Linked DNA regions of Homo sapiens: region 1 is linked to region 2. A link is an interaction called in ENCODE POLR2A ChIA-PET data of the cell type or tissue named here. Cell type or tissue: Panc1. All regions are shown on one strand. Each heading gives the region's core, and the rest is flanking DNA. Links, peaks and the distances in the headings are about the cores only.

Evidence for each region. Peaks named below come from ENCODE experiments on the same cell type or tissue, not always from the same donor. Only the 100,000 strongest peaks of a DNase experiment are listed, where the experiment ranks them.
Region 1: POLR2A ChIA-PET joins it to region 2 with 16 read pairs; 3 of 35 experiments call an interaction of 5 or more read pairs at or near these places.

Annotation. Positions count from the first base shown.
Region 1 is chr7:6,307,805-6,316,137 of GRCh38, reverse strand. No RefSeq gene overlaps it. Among named protein-coding and RNA genes, the nearest start is that of FAM220A, 37 kb to the left of the region's middle. In Panc1, for the core only: no CTCF peak of the experiment used is centred there; no DNase peak of the experiment used is centred there; H3K27ac peaks cover 549 bases.
Region 2 is chr7:6,024,988-6,033,320 of GRCh38, reverse strand. EIF2AK1 (eukaryotic translation initiation factor 2 alpha kinase 1) reads left to right here. Exons shown (of 15, transcript NM_014413.4): 12 at 4,289-4,403; 13 at 4,624-4,706; 14 at 6,360-6,593. ANKRD61 (ankyrin repeat domain 61) reads right to left here and starts at 1,945. Exons shown (of 3, transcript NM_001271700.2): 1 at 1,730-1,945; 2 at 385-482. The coding sequence starts at 1,945. RefSeq lists enhancers at 6,605-6,654, 6,517-7,017. In Panc1, for the core only: no CTCF peak of the experiment used is centred there; no DNase peak of the experiment used is centred there.

The DNA.
Region 1 (8,333 bases), core at 246-8,245, 280 kb before region 2:
CCTGAGCTCAAGAGATCCTCCTGGCTCAGCCTCCCAAAGTGCTGGGATTACAGGTGTGAGCTGCCACACCCGGCTGGGTCTGGCTTCTTATACTGGGCCTTGCCCAGGTTTTGTTATCTGTTTGGAAGTTATTTTTAGCCCTCCGGAACAGTTTTGAGACAAATCGTTTCGGTGCTTATGCAGCATTATTTTTTTTAACCGATCATGACTATTTTCAACTCAGTAGAAGTTCTAAGGCAGAAACATTTCCTTTTTAAGGCCGTGTTTCTCTGGCAGTCCTAAAGACTAATCCAAAAGATTAGCAAAAGTAACCGCTTGTTAAACAGCTCAAATCTGGTAAATACAGGAGATATGCTTCTGTTCAGGGAACCTCTCAGGGTGAGAGAAGAAAGGAAGAAAAAGAGAAGATTTCTATGGATGTCTATGAACAGTGAATTCCTTAACGGAACCAAAATTTGTCTTTTTTAACTGGAAAACTTACATTCATTGATGATAAATAGTATATATCTGAGCCAAAACTGTGTTGCCCAAAATTTAAGTTACATTAAGAAATAGTCGGCCAAGGCCGGGCGCGGTGGCTGACACCTGTAATCCCAGCACTTTGGGAGGCTGAGGCGGGCATATCACGAGGTCAGGAGATCGAGACCATCCTGGCTAACACGGTGAAACCCCGTCTCTACTAACGATACAAAAAAAAAAAAAATTAGCCAGGCGTGGTGGTGGGCGCCTGTAGTACCAGCTACTAGCGAGGCTGAGGTGGGAGAATGACATGAACCTGGGAGGCAGAGCTTGCAGTGAGCCAAGATTGTGCCACTGCACTCCAACCTGGGTGACAGAGCGAGACTCCATCTCGGAAAAAAAAAGAAATAGTCGGCCAGGCACAGTGGCTCACACCTGTAATCCCAGCACTTTGGGAGGCCGAGGCTGACAAATCACGAGGTCAGGAGTTCGAGACCAGCCCGGCCAACATGGTGAAACCCCATCTCTACTAAAATACATAAATTAGCCGGGTGTGGTGGCGGGCGCCTGTAGTCCCAGCTACTTGGGAGGCTGAGGCAGGAGAATCACTTGAACCCCGGAGGCGGAGGTTGCAGTGAGCTGAGATCGCACCATTGCCCTCCAGCCTGGTGACGGAGAGAGACTACGTCTCAAAAAAGAAAAAAAAATAGTCCTCTAACTTTTTGAGTCAGCTCTGTACATCTGCTGGTCGCTCAGTGGGTCTGATCCAGTTCTGTGTCTTTGGGAATAATCTGGCCACAGGGCTGTCCCCACTGTTTTAGCGGGGCAGTGTCAACCTCCCTCAACCCCAGCGGCCATAGGTCCAGAGTTAGGCTTTGTCTTTTTTTTTTTTTTTTTGAGACGGAGTCTCGCTCTGTCGCCCAGGCTGGAGTGCAGTGGCGCGGTCTCGGCTCACTGCAAGCTCCGCCTCTCAGGTTCACGCCATTCTCCTGCCTCAGCCTCCCGAGTAGCTGGGACTACAGGCGCCCGCCACCACGCCCTGCTATAGGCTTTGTCTTCAAAGCAAACAGAGTATTTCCTTTTGGGAAGCGCATGAAGCTGCTTTTTTACTTAGAAAACAAACCCACCCTTCCAAACATGCACAGTGAAATAAGCCAGGCATAAAAGGACAAATATTGTAGGATTCCACTTACATGAGGTTCCTAGAAGAGACAGCTCCGGAGAGACAGTAAGTAGAACGATGGCTGCCAGGGGCTAGGAGAAGGGGGAGAGGGGAGCGAGTGTTTAGCGGGGACACAGTTTCTGTTTGAGAAGATGAAAATGTCCTGGAGATGGATGGGGACGATGGTGGCTGCACAACAATGTCATTGTGCTTAATGCCACTGAACTGTGCACTTAAAAAGGGTTAAGATGGGACGGGCGCAGTGGCTTGTGCCTGTGATCCCAGCACTTTGGGAAGCCTAGGTGGGCGGATCACTTGAGGCCAGGAGTTCAAGACCAGCCTGGCCAACATGGTGAAACCCCATCTGTACTAAACATACAGAAAACTAGTTGGGCGTGTTGGCGCGTGCCTGTAATCCTAGCTGCTAGGGAGGCTAAGGTGGGAGAATCTCTTGAACCCTGGAGGCGGAGGTTGTAGTGAGCCGAGATCGCACCACTGCACTCCAGCCTGGGCGGCATAGTGAAATTCCATCTCAAAAAAAAAAAAAAAAAAAAACCAAAAAAAAAAAAAAACAAAAAAAAAACGGAAAGAAAAGAAAAGGGGGTTAAGATGGTAAATATTATGTTATGTGTGTTTTACCGCAGTGAAAACTATTTACACACGCAGACCCCATTAGCCAATGTGATGCTTCAGGAGGAGGTCTTGGGAATCATTTAGACCTAGACCAGGGTTTGAATCCCACCTCCACCACTTCTTGCTTATGACCCTGGCAAGGGACTTAACCTTTCTGACCTTCATCTGCTTTCTTTGTAAAATAGCGTTGGCCTGGCGCAGTGGCTCACACCTGTGATCCCAGCACTTTGGGAGGCTGGGGCAGGAGGATGGCTTGAACCCAGAAAGTCAAGGCTGCAGTGAGCCGCGATCACGCCACTGCACTCCAGCCTGCGTGGCAGAGTGAAACTCTGTCTCAAAAACAAATACAAAAATATAAATAAATAAATAAATAAACAAATTTAAAAATAAATAAAATAACTCAAGTGGCATTTTAAGTAGTTGTCAGGTCTCATAGCAGGCCTAAAAGTTACTGTCCAAATAAATGCAGTGATCTGGCCAGGTGCGGTGGCTCACACCTGTAATCCTAGCACTTTGGGAGGCTGAGGTGAGACGATCACTTGAGGTCGGGAGTTCAAGACCAGCCTGGCCAATATGGCAAAACCCTGTCTCTACTAAAAATACAAAAATTAGTCGGGGTGTGGTGGCATGTGCCTGTAATCTCAGCTACCCAGGAGACTGAGGCAGGAGAATTGGCCCAGTGCGGTGTCTCATGCCTGTAATCCCAGCACTTTGGGAGGCCGAGGCGGGTGGATCACAAGGTCAGGAGATTGAGACCATCCTGGCTAACACAGTGAAACCCTGTCTCTACTAAAAATACAAAAAAAATTAGCCAGGTGTGGTGGCGGGCGCCTGTAGTCCCAGCTACTCGGAAGGCTGAGGCAGGAGAATGACGTGAACCTGGGAGGCGGAGCTTGCAGTGAGTTGAGATCGCACCACTGCACTCCAGCCTGGGCGACAGAGCAAGACTCCGTCTCAAAAAAAAGGAAAAATGCAGTGATCTTCTGTAGGCCCATTTATGGTGATCTGGGGCCCTCAGCACCATGGTTAGTACTTTTTTTTTCTAGCTAGCAGCCTGGTAAAAATTAACATTAAATACTGATTTTTGCTGGGCACTGTGGCTCAGACCTGGAACCCAGCACTTTGGGAGACCAAGACAGGAGGATTGCTTGAGGCCAGGAGTTCGAGACCAGCCTGGGCAACATGCAGAGACCACTGCTCCCCATCTCTTCCAAAAAAAAAAAAAAAAAAACCACCACAGGAGGCTGAGGCAGGAGAATGGGCATGAACCCGGGAGGTGGAGCTTGCAGTGAGCCGAGATGGCACCACTGCACTCCAGCCTGGGCAACAGAGCGAGGCTCCATTCCAAAAAAACAAAACAACAACAACAAAAAAACCCAAAACAACAAAACAAAGTTAATTTTCAGCCTCGTGGTTGCTAATCTCACATGCTTGTGTGCCTTTTTTTTTTTGAGACAGGGTTTTACTCCTGTTGCCTAGGCTAGAATGAAATGGTGAGGTCTCGGCTCACTGAAACCTTCGCCTCCTGGGTTCAAGTGATCCTCCTGCCTCATTCTCCCAAAGTGCTGGGATTACAGACATGAGCCACTGCACCCAGCCTGTGTTTTTTTGTTTTTTTGTGTTGTTTTGTTTTGAGACAGGGTCTTGCTTTGTCACCCAGACTGGAGTGCAGTGGTACGATCATAGCTCACTGCAACTTGAACTGCGCTCAGGCAATCCTTCTGCCTCAGCCTCCCAAGTACCTGGGACTATAGTTTCATGCCATTATGCCCAGGTAATTACTATTTTTTTGTTTTTTTTTGGAGAGACAGGGTCTTGCTCTGTTGCCCAGTCTGGACTTGAACTCTTGAGCTCAAGCAATCCTTCAACCTCAGTCCCCCAAAGTGTTGAGATTGCAGGCGTGAGCCACCACATCTGGCCACATTTACCATTTTAAAGTAAACAATTCCAGTGGCATTTAATATACTTTGTGCAAATACTACCTCTATCTAGTTCCAAAACATCACCCCAAAAAGAAACCTGTACCCATTAAGCAATTGCTCCCCATTTCACCCACCCCTAACTGGCAACCACCAATCTATATTATTTTTCTATGGATTTCTTTCCTTTTTATTTTTATTTTTTTTCTGAGTCTGCTTGCCAGGGAATATGGATTTCTTTTCTTTTTTTTTTTTTTTTTTTTTTTGAGACGGAGTCTGGCTGTGTCGCCCAGGCTGGGGTGCAGTGGTGCGATCTCTGCTCACTGCAAGCTCCGCCTCCCGGGTTCACGCCATTCTCCTGCCTCAGCCTCCCGAGTAGCTGGGACTACAAGTAGCTGGGACTACAGGTGCCTGCCAACATGCCCGGCTAATTTTTTTGTATTTTTAGTAGAGATGGGGTTTCACTGTGTTAGCCAGGATGGTCTCGATCTCCTGATCTCATGATCTGCCTGCCTTAGCCTCCCAAAGTGCTGGGATTACAGGCGTGAGCCACTGCACCTGGCCGGATTTCTTTTATTTTCTTTTGAGATGAGGTCTCACTGCTCCCCAGGCTGGACTGAAGTGGTGCAGTCACAGCTCACTGCAGCCTCAACCTCCTAGACTCAAGAGATCCTCCTGCCTCTCAAAGTGCTGGGACTACAGGTGTGTGCCACTGCATCTAGCTTCTATGGCTTTTCTTATTTTGAATTTTTTTTTTTTTTTTTGAGACGGAGTCTCGCTTTGTTGCCCAGGCTGGAGTGCAGTGGCGCAATCTTGGCTGACTGCAAGCTCCGCCTCCTGGGTTCATGCCATTCTCCTGCCTCAGCCTTCCGAGTAGCTGGGACTACAGGTGCCCGCCACCACGCCTGGCTAATTTTTTGTATTTTTAGTAGAGATGGGGTTTCACCGTGTTAGCCAGGATGGTCTCGATCTCCTGACCTCATGATCCACCCACCTCGGCCTCCCAAAGTGCTAGGATTACAGGCTTGAGCCACCGCGCCTGGCCTTGAATATTTCATATAAATAAAATCATACAATATGTGAGCCTTTTGTGTCTGGCTTCTTTCACTTAGCATAACGTGTTTGAGGCTCATCAGTGTTGTAGCATGAATCAGTGCTTCATCCCTTTTTATGGCTGAGTAATATTCCATTGAATAGACATACTATAATGTTTAACCATTCCTCTGTACATGGACATGGGATATTTCTGGCAGACTAATGAGCCCAATTGGCCCTTGGAACTGATGGAATAATGGCAGATGTGATAACTGAAATGCCCTGACAACTTACAACATTTTCTTCTTTATGTCCAGAGCAGTTGTTACACATGAAATTAGACGAATGAAAATTAAGTTCACTGAAGTTCCTAGATCTAGCGTTTGTAAATTATCACCCCTTGGGGACTGTTATCCTCATAGGATTCATTTTGTATTTGACATTTGGAAGACTTTGTGCTCTTTTAACAACAGAAAATTACATAAGGTCATTGTCACTTTCGTCGACTCCCTAGTGTTTTTATTCCAAACCATGCAAAATGTTTGTTTTATTTGGAGCGTTCCCTAACTTCGGTTGTATAAACTGTATCAGTAGCTCTCAAGCTTGACTGGTGATAAAAATCACTGGAAAAACTTAACAGAAGTACAGATGGCCAAGTGTAATCCCCCAATCTGCAAAGATGCAGATTCTCCTAGGGTCCCAGCATCTATTCAGGCACCCCAGTTTATGGACTACACTTTGTGAAACAGTGGCGTACACAGATGTCTTGAATTATCTAATAAATTTATCAGATTGGGCCAGGCACGGTGGCTCACGCCTGTAATCCCAGCACTTTGGGAGACCGAGGCGGGGGGATCACTTGAGGTCAGGGGTTCAAAATCAGCCTGGCCAACATGGCCAACAACTCTCTCTCTACTAAAAACACAAAAAAATGGCTGGGCGTGGTGCACACACCTGTAGTCCCAGCTACTCGGGTGGCTGAGGCAGGAGAATGGCTTGACCCTGGGAGGCAGAGGTTGCAATGAGCCGAGATCGCACCACTGCACTCCAGCCTGGGCAACAGAGAGAGACTCTGTCTTAAATAAAATAAAATAAATTTATCAGATCACACGATAGAACTTTAATTAATTACTTAATTGATTAATTTTTGAGGCAGAGTCTAGCTCTGTCGCCCAGGCTGGAGTGCAATGATGTGATCTCGGCTCACTGCAACCTCCACCTCCCGGGTTCTAGCAATTCTCCTGCCTCAGCCTCCCGAGTAGCTGGGATTACAGGTGCCTCCCACCACGCCTGGCTACTTTTTTGTATTTTTAGTAGAGATGCGATTTCACCATGTTGGTCAGGCTAATCTTGAACTCCTGACCTCAGGTGATCCACCCACCTCAGCCTCCCAAAGTGCTGGGATTACAGGCGTGAGCCACCCCGCGCCTGGTCGGAACTTTATTTTTGACATAACAAATTGAAAGATATATTGAAAATAATTCAATAAAATTCCAAAGAACATCATAAAATATATGTATGTTAAAATGGAAGAAAGGTTTTAAAAATGTTGATGAAATAGATTTTCTAAATCCTGAGGAAATTTATATCTGCTCCCATATATTTTCTTTTAATTGTAAGCAAAAATACATAACATGAAATTTATTGTCTTAAACATTTTTATGCGTACAGTTCGGTGGAGTTAAGTATATTCACATTGTGGTGCAACCAATCTCCAGAATTTTGAATAAGTTGCAAAATGGAACTCTCTATCCATTAAACGATTCAGGCCAGGCGCGGTGGCTCACGCCTGCAATCCCAGCACTTTGGGAGGCCAAGGCGGGCAGATTACCTGAGATCAGGAGTTCCAGACCAGCCTGGCCAACATGGTGAAACCCCGTCTCTACCTAAAATACAAAAAAATTCACCGGGCATGGTGGTGCGTGCCTGTAATCCCAGCTACTCGGGAGGCTGAGGCAGGAGAACCACTTGAACCCAGGAGGCAGAGGTTGCAGTGAGCCAAGATCGGGCCACTGCACTCCAGCCTGGGTGACAGAGTGAGACTCGATCTCAAAATACAAAAACAAAAACAATTCACCATTCTTTCTCCTCTTGACTCCTGGTAACCACCATTCTACTTTCTGTTTCTATGAATTTGACTACTCTAGGGACCTCATACAAATGGAATCACACAGTATTTGTCTTTTCTGTGACTGGCATATGTGAACAAAAGTTTCCTGAAAAGGAATTTGGAGAAAAGAGATTTTATTCCAGTGAGCAGTTTGCCCAGTTTCCTTTTAAAGGTTGATTAATATTCTATTGTATGGGTTCCCAGAGGCTCTAACCTGTAATCCCAGCATTTTGGGAGGCTGAGGCAGGAGGATCGCTTGAGCCCAGGAGTTTGAGACTAGCCCTGGCAACATAGCAAGACCCCATCCCTATTTTAAAAAAAATTAAATAAAAAGCAGCAGCAGCCAAGACAACTTCCAAGTTTAACAGAGCTCATGCTTTTAACTGAGAAATTAGCAATGTGGACTAATGACTTATTACGTTTTCATAAAGTTCTCTTTTTTTTTTTTTTTTTTTTTGAGACAAAGTCTCACTCTGTCACCCAGGCTGGTCTTGAACTCCTGACCTCAAGTGATCCACCTGCCTTGCCCTCCCAAAGTGCTGGGATTACAGGCCTGAGCCACCGCCTGGTGTTTCCTTAACGGCCTGTAACTTCCTAAAGTTTTCTTCATGGCCTGTAACTTCCTAACCCCTAGTTTCATTCTAGGAGTCTCCTGTTGCTGGTGTAAATTAAACAGCAGGGAAAAGCAACTTCAGGTTTCAAGCTACCTTAAATCCTGAAAACAGAACTCTGTGTCTGCTACTTTCTTGAAATTGATCTGATGTTCTGCACAAAAGCTCCTGGCTGCCCTTCTGACTCAGACTGAAAATCAAAGTCCTAACAATGCCTCCTGGCCCCTGCTTCCTCCATGCCCTGTTCTCTGACCTCTCCTGCCTCCCTTCTGACTGCGGCCACACCAGCCTCTGGGCGTTTCTGGAAGCCCAGTCGAGAGCTGCGGGCTGAGAGCTTTGCCCTGCAGCACCTTCTTTGGGCTATTTTTCCCCAGAAGCCCATATGGCCCACTTCCTCCCTGCCT
Region 2 (8,333 bases), core at 197-8,196:
AAAAAAAAATCTATATCAGGTATATCCTCACTTAGAAATGATTGTCAGTGAAGCTGGGTGCTGTGGCTGAGGGCTGTTAATCCCAGCACTTTGGGAGGCCGAGGCAGGTGGATCACTTGAGGCCAGGAGTTCAAGACCAGCCTGGCCAACATGGTGAAACCCTGTCTCTACTAAAAATACAAATGTTAGCTGGGCATGGTGACGCACACCTGTAATCCCAGCTACTCGGGAGGCTGAGGTGGGAGAAGCTCTTGAACCCAGGAAGTAGAGGTTGCAGTGAGGCGAGATTGTGCCATTGCACTCCAGCCTGGGCAACAGAGCGAGACCCCTGCCTCAAAACAAAAAAGAAAAAAAAAGAAATGATTTTCGGTGGAGTTAACTTACCTGACTTCTGGGTCAGCACCGTGCCGTAACAGGCAGAGCAGACTCTGGGCCTTGTGGTACTTGGCAGCCAGATGGATGGGGATGATAGACTCTGTCGGCTTTGGAGGGAAAACAAAACACATTACAAGTGGCCCTGTGTAGTTAAAAATACTGTTTGTGTTAGCTTGCCGTTTCAAAGGCAATACATTTATTTAGTGTCTCATTGGCTCACTCTTTTTCTGGTATGTGCATTGAAAGTTTCCTTTCTACTACCTGTTTTAAATGATCAAAATTCAGTGAATTCCATCCTATAAAATCTGTGTTTCACAGAAATGCACATTTACTGAGGCAACAGAAATAACACTCAAAAGCTTTGGAAATTTTTGAAAGTTGATTCTTCAGAAGAGCCTGTGGTGTGATATTAAGGGTACTTGCTATGAAGTCACTTATTCCTTAAATTAACCCACAGGGTGATGGACAAGTAGGTGCTGTGTCGTTGCCAAAGTCGTATTATCAGCAGTAAAACCTGAATCTTCAGGGTTTTCAAATATAACGCAGCATATGTTCTGTCTATGATTAGCAGAGCTGTTTGTGCCAGCTCTTAAAATACACACGTGTAAGTAGTGGTTTCACACCGTGGCTGCAAGATAAGACAGTAGGGTACAAGGGAGGGTGACTTCCTTTTTGAATTTAATTGTAAAAGTAATAATCATTGTATAAAAATTTAGAAAATGAAAATGTATATATTAAAAAGGGAAAAACTATTTTTTGTTTGTTTGTTTGAGATGGAGTCTTGCTCTGTCATCCAGGCTAGAGAGTGCAGTGGTACGATCTTGGCTCACTGCAACCTCTGCCTCCTGGGTTCAAGCAATTCTCCTGCCTCAGCCGTCCGAGTAGCTGAGATTACAGGCTCCTGCCACCAAGCCCGGCTAATTTTTGTATTTTTAGTAGAGACGGGGTTTTGCCCTGCTGGCCAGGCTGGTCTCGAACTCCTGACCTCAGGTGATCCACCCACCTCAGCCTTCCAAAGTGCTGGGATTACAGGCATGAGCTACTGCGTCTGGCCAAAAAAGGGAAAAACTAATTTGACCACATGGAGATCATCACTGTGGGTATGTTTGAGAGATGACATGAATGGTCTTCCAGTCACACAGGGTCTGGTGTTTTCTCATGTTGGTTTGTGTGTGACATGTGTAGGGGAGGCTTTGCAGGCTTTGGGGAGCACTGCAGTGTGTGTGGAGTGAGCTGGAGTCGTGTCTCATTCTCATAAGGGCCGTGAGCTTAGTGGGTTCACCAGCTTTAGATCATGCTTCTTTCTAAGCAGCCTGACTTTTTTCCAGAAGTGACTGAGCAGAAAAGAGGGTACCTGGGTCAGAAGTAATCTGTTGCTGGCGGAGTTGGGCAGAATGGTGATGGGCTGGTTGACAGGGTGATTTCTCAGGAGTACCTCGATCGTAGTGCAGTCTTCTCTCATGATGGCTTCATAGAGTTTCGAGTGAAGTGCTGCAGATGGGCCATCTTCCAGGGACTTGGCACTGTCAACCACCAGGTCTCTGCTTCCTTTCCTGGTTATATTCCCCATGAGAAAAACTTAAGACTTCAGGGGAAAATGTTGTTATGGAATTGGTCAGTTTCAGTCTCTTTGTGATGATTCTTTCAGTTCAGTTCTAGAACTGTTCTAGAATTTGTCGAGAATTGGATCTGTGAAGGCAATCCATCAGTTTGGAACCAAGCGTCCAGACTTTGTTCCTTGATCATAGAATGTCAAATGTCAGCAGTTTTTAGGGTTTTCTACTCTATCATAAAAACATATTCAAGCTATCATCTTACACCTTTATTTCTGATTTCTCTCCAGTTCAAGTGTAGCTGAAACAATGATCAAAGCTAAAACAGAGGAATTTATACATTAAAATACAAAGTTAAAATTATTACTTTTAAAGTAAGAAAACTTTTAACCTTAAGTTATTTTTTAGTTTTTATTATAATAGAATCTTCCCTCTCCCCATTATGGGTTCAGTTTTTCTCCGGCATAGGAATAGTTTGGGAGATGTTTTGGGTCTGTACTCTTTGCTTAAATAAAGCCATTTAGTGTGATCTATTAGTTCCCAACCCTGGCTAATACATATGAGTTATCTGGGAGCTTTTAAAAAATATCAAAGTTGGCTGGGTGCGGTCGCTCATGCCTGTAATCCCAGCACTTTGAGAGGCCAGGGCGGGCAGAACATGAGGTCAAGAGATCAAGACCATACTGGCCAACATGGTGAAACCCTGTCGCTACTAAAAATACAAAAAGTAGCTGGCTGTGGTGGCGTGCGCCTGTAGTCCCAGCTACTCAGGAGGTTGAGGCAGGAGAATTGTTTGAACCTGAGAGGTGGAGGTTACAGTGAGCCGAGATGGCACCACTGCACTCCAGCCTGGCGACACAGCAAGACTCTGTCTTAAAGAAAAAAATCAGTTTTTTCGTAGTGCGAGAAACATGCTCACCCGTCCAAACCCAAAGAGTGAACTTAGAGGCACAAAGAACAGTGAAAGTGAGACTTTTAATAGCCCTCTTGCAAGGTCACGTGTCTGGTAGGCAGGTACACCCAGGGCAGTTACAACAGGTGATTTATCTCCTAGCATGCAAGACCCTACCTCAGTTCCTCACTGGTCAAGGACTACAGGGTTACGATCTTCCCGGACGTCGCCTAAGTTGCATTATCCCCTTAGAAGGTTATACCCTGGTCCCTTTCCCGCTTAAGTTTGGATTTCCCAGTAATGAAACTTTCTTCCCTTTTATGGGCTGACTCCTCTACATCCTGTTCACTTATTGTGATCTTCCAGGTGGATGAGCCATGTGGTTTGTTACATTTGCAGGCTGGCTGCCGGTGCTTAGATTTATCATGCCTTGAAAAAGCCATTTAAAATGTTTTCTCACACATAGAAAATCACGTCTCTGGACTCGACAGGACAGTCGTTTCTTTTCTTTTCTTTTTTTTGAGACAGAGTCTCACTCTGTTTCCCAGGCTGGAGTGCAGTGATGCGATCTCGTCTCACTGCAACCTCTGCCTCCCAGGTTCAAGCAATTCTGCCTCAGCCTCCCGAGTAGCTGGGATTACAGGCATGCACCACCACACCTGGCTAATTTTTGTATTTTTAGTAGAGATGGGGTTTCACCATGTTGGCCAGCCTGGTCTTGAACTCCTGACCTCAGGCGATTTGCCCGCCTCAGCCTCCTAAAGTGCTGAGATTACAGGTGTGAGCCACCGTGCCCGGCCGAGGACAGTCATTTCTAAGAGCTTCTTGGGTAATGATGTGCAGTAAGGGTTGGGAAGCACTTGTGTACAAAGCATGCTCTACATTAATATTCTCCAAATTTAGAATAGCCTTGGGACTTTTAATAATACTGATGCTTGCGTTCACCCGCAGGAGTTCTGATGCAGCTGGCCTGGGGAATGGTTGAATGTTGAGGTTTTTTTTTTTTTGAGACAGGGTTTTGCTCTTGTTGCCCAGGCTGGAGTGCAATGCCACAATCTTGGTTCACTGCAGCCTCTGACTCCTGGGTTCAAGCCATTCTTCTGCCTCAGTCTCCCTAGTAGCAGGGATTACAGGCACGTGCCACCACACCTAATTTTGTATTTTTTAGAGACGGTTTTTCACCATGTTGGCCATGCTTGTCTTGAACTCCTGACCTCAGGTGATCCGCCTGCCTCAGTCTCCCAAAGTGCTGGGATTACAGGCATGAGCCACTGCACCCGGCCAGATGTTGAGATTTTTAAAACTCCTGGATGATTCTGATGTGTAGGCAAATTTGGGAACTATTCCTCAAATATTTAACTTTTGAGGGGCTGCTTGCTCCTGAGTTCCAAACACTTAAAAACATTTACAAGATATTACTATTTGTTTTAAGAAAGCCAAGGAGTTGACTTGTTTTGTTTGTTGATAGCCAAGAAATATTTTTCTTCATGGCCCTGATCAGCAAGTAAAAATAGGAGACTTTGGTCTGGCCTGCACAGACATCCTACAGAAGAACACAGACTGGACCAACAGAAACGGGAAGAGTAAGTTTTTGGTTTTGTTTTGTTTTCTTTGCATAAGCAAAAGACATGGTTGCACATGTTAGTATTTAAAGAGAATCATAAAGATTTAATAGCAAAGGTAAGATAAAGATACAAAGCAACTGTTGTTCTCTTAGGAGCTACACTGCTTCCTCATAGTAAATGTTCTTTAATGTTGACAGCGCTAACTGCAATGTTTAATATGTGGCTTTTGAAATGATAGGAACACCAACACATACGTCCAGAGTGGGTACTTGTCTGTACGCTTCACCCGAACAGTTGGAAGGATCTGAGTATGATGCCAAGGTAGTATTTGTTGCTTTCTGCCCTTTCATTCAACTTATTCTGCAGTCTTAAATAACAATACAGGGTTGGGTGCAGTGGCTCACGCCTGTAATCCCAGCACTTTGGGAGGCCGAGGTGGGTGGATCACCGGAGGTCAGGAGTTCAAGACCAGCCTGGTCAACATGGTGAAACCTGGTCTCTACTAAAAATACAAAAATTATCTGGGTGCGATGGCACATGCCTGTAGTCCCAGCTACTCTGGAGGCTGAGGCATGAGAATCATTTGAATCTGGGAGGCAGAGGTTGCAGTGAGCCGAGGTTGCACCATTGCACTCCATCCTGGATGACAAGAGCAAAACTCCATCTCAAAAAAAAAAAAAACAAACAGTACAATGAAATGCAGAAGCTCTGTCATAGAGATGTTTTTGGAGATAACTGAGTACTGTAGATAATTAACTGGATCAAACTGTCCTAAGAAGAAACCTCACTTTTCAGTAGACTCTGTGTTGCCTACTTTACCATTTCAAAATCCACAGATGTCACAATTTTTTTGTTTGTTCATTTGTTGTTTTTGAGACAGGGTCTTGCTCTGTTGCCCAGGTTGGATTGCAGTGGTGTCATCATAGCTCATGGCAGCCTCCAACTCCTGGGCTCAAGTGATCCTCCCACCTCAGCCTCCCATGTAACTGTGACTTCAAGAGTTGTGCTACCACACCCAGCTAATAAAAAAAATTATTTGTAGAGATGGGTCTTGCTTTGTCCAGGTTGGTCTCAAACTCCTGGCCTCAAATGATTCTCCTCCCTTGGCCTCCCAAAGTGCTGGGATTAAGGCATGAACCTCTGCGCCTGGCCTAAATCGATTTTGAAATGAGCTTTCCCTTTAAAACATCACTGTTCACCTCAGGAAGCTAGAATTCATGGAAGCCTGTTTTCAGCCTTTCTTCTCATTGGTTTTTTTCAAGCTTTGGTAAATAAACACCAAGGGGAAGCCTGCCCCTTGACTCCCCTTGAAATAGAACGAACATGCTGTAAAGTTTGAATCTCCCTTGTTCCTGGAAGAAATGCTAAAATCCATTTTTCAAAACAACAGGCTAGTAAAATTTTCTTCCTTTTGATGGCGCATTGAGCTTTTTAGTGATTAGGAAAGAGCTGTCAGAAAAAATGATGGCTGCCCCTAAAATCTTGTTTAGTGAAGACCTTCCTAAAAAATCTGTTTTTAGGAGTAGTATCACAGATTTTATGCAGTTTGTTAAATGTCACCAAGGACACTTGGTAAGAATGAGTGGAGGCAGAGGTGAGACCGGAGGAGAACCCGCGACCTTCTGTGGCTCCCCCGCAGCTGACACTAGCAGGCGTGAGCTCACATCATTGCCTGGGTCAGGCCTGGATTGTTAAGGGGTGCTGAAGACAGTTGTATGGTCGTGACTGCTGTGGGTGGGGATTATCCCTGCCCTCCACCTGACCATCCATTCTGCGTGCCCACGGATGCCCCTTTTTGAGGTTGTGAAAGTCCCTGTCACTGATGAGCTATCCTGCTCTGTTCCCTTCCTTGTGGGTGACCGTATATCCTCATTCTTAGAAACCCTCTCCTGTTTGGAGGGTGGAACACGGAAATGGAAACGTTCTTCTAACTTTGTATTTCACTACTGAGTTCCCCTTTTTTTCTTTTTCCAGTCAGATATGTACAGCTTGGGTGTGGTCCTGCTAGAGCTCTTTCAGCCGTTTGGAACAGAAATGGAGCGAGCAGAAGTTCTAACAGGTTTAAGAACTGGTCAGTTGCCGGAATCCCTCCGTAAAAGGTGTCCAGTGCAAGCCAAGTATATCCAGCACTTAACGAGAAGGAACTCATCGCAGAGACCATCTGCCATTCAGCTGCTGCAGAGTGAACTTTTCCAAAATTCTGGAAATGTATGTGCTTTTCTTTCTCTTGGTCCTGGAGTGAAGGTGGTTTTTATTGCCTCTCTTGGGGAAGGAAGCGGTTGGGTGGTGCCCCCGGAGGCTGGGGCTGGAAGAGCCAGATGATGGTTCTGGAGGCGGGGCCTGTTTGTTCTCGTCCACTTCCTGGCACTCAGCTGCAGGGTGTGCTGGCAGGACTCACTCCCCTTGGGGTAGCAGCTGTGGCCTCAGCAGGCACAGGAGGTATCTGCTGGTGTTCACAAAGAGGAGCGGAGGGCTGGGGGCCAACCCCACAGCGAAGGCCGGTAGGAAACTTCCTGGGGCCTGGTGGGTGAGACTCCTTCCCGGAAAGGCCGGAGGGGCCCGCAGGGTTTGCACCTTCTCATGGCTAGGCCTTTAGATGTCCAGGTCAAACTCTGACCCTTCACCACCTGCCTGCTGTTCTGGGCTGTCTGTATGTCTGCCGGGGGCTCATCACTGGCAGGGCTGGTGACCCCGGAAGTGGTGGGCGGGTCCCTCGAGGGTGTTTTGGTCACTGGTGAGTTCAGCACTCTATTGGGAATTTCCAGTTGTACATGATCCTGGTACCTCCCCGGGTAGTGCTGAAGAGTGTGCCCGATGGGGTTGCTGCATTCCCTGCGCAGTACACAGTCATTGGACCACCGGGGAGAGGCAGGGGTGGCCTGGCGTGGGGGTCCGGCTGCAGCTGCTGCCCTGGACATGGTCTCTGTACATGTTTTTTTTTTAAATGCTGAGGAAAATATGAAGCTTAAAATAGAATTTGTTCAAATTGTGAATCCTGGCCAGGCGGGGTGGCTCATGCCTGTAATCCCAGGCATGGGATTTTGGGAGGCAGAGGTGGGAGGATTGCCTGATGTTAGGAGTTCAAGACCAGCCCGGCCAACATGGTGAAACCCCATCTACTAAAAGTACAAAAATTAGCCGGGCGTGGTGGTGCACACCTGTAATCCCACCTCCTTGGGAGGCTGAGGCAGGACAGTCACTTGAACTGGGAGGCGGAGGTTGCAGTGAGCTGAGATCACACCACTGTACTCCAGCCTCGGCGAAAGAGCGAGACTCCGTCTCAATATAAATAGTGAACCCTGTTTCAGTGAATAGTCGAGCTTAGACTCATATTTGTGCAAACAAAATATTTAAACCCATTCTCAGAGTTCCCTGACTGTATCAAGCACTAGGTTGAATACCAGTAGCATGCTTATATTCATTGTCCACGTAAGCAGGTTGACTCCCCACCGCCTGTCTACTCTAAGAGTTACAAGCATTGGGCGTGGTGGCTCACGCCTGTAATCCCAGCACTTTGGGAGGCTGAGGCAGGCGGATCATGAGGTCAGGAGTTCAAGACCAGCCTGACCAACATGGTAAAACCCCATCTCTACTAAAAATACAAAAATTAGCCGGTGTGAGCTACCATGCCCAGCCACAGATGTGGTTCTTGAAACCAAGTATAAACATTTATCTTCATATATGAAGGGGATTTTCTGATGCTCAGTTAAGATAGCTATTAGAGACCATAGTTATTTAGTATTTATGGTAAGGATTTCTACTATCTTGCAAAAGTTTTTTGTATAAAATGAAACCTTGGCTGGGTGTGGTGGCTCACACCTGTAATTCCAGCACTTTGGGAGGTCGAGGCGGGTGGGTCACTTGAGGTAAGGAGTTTGAGACCGGCCTGGCCAACATGGCGAAACCTCATCTCTACTAAAAATACAGAAACTAGCTGGGCTTGTATGA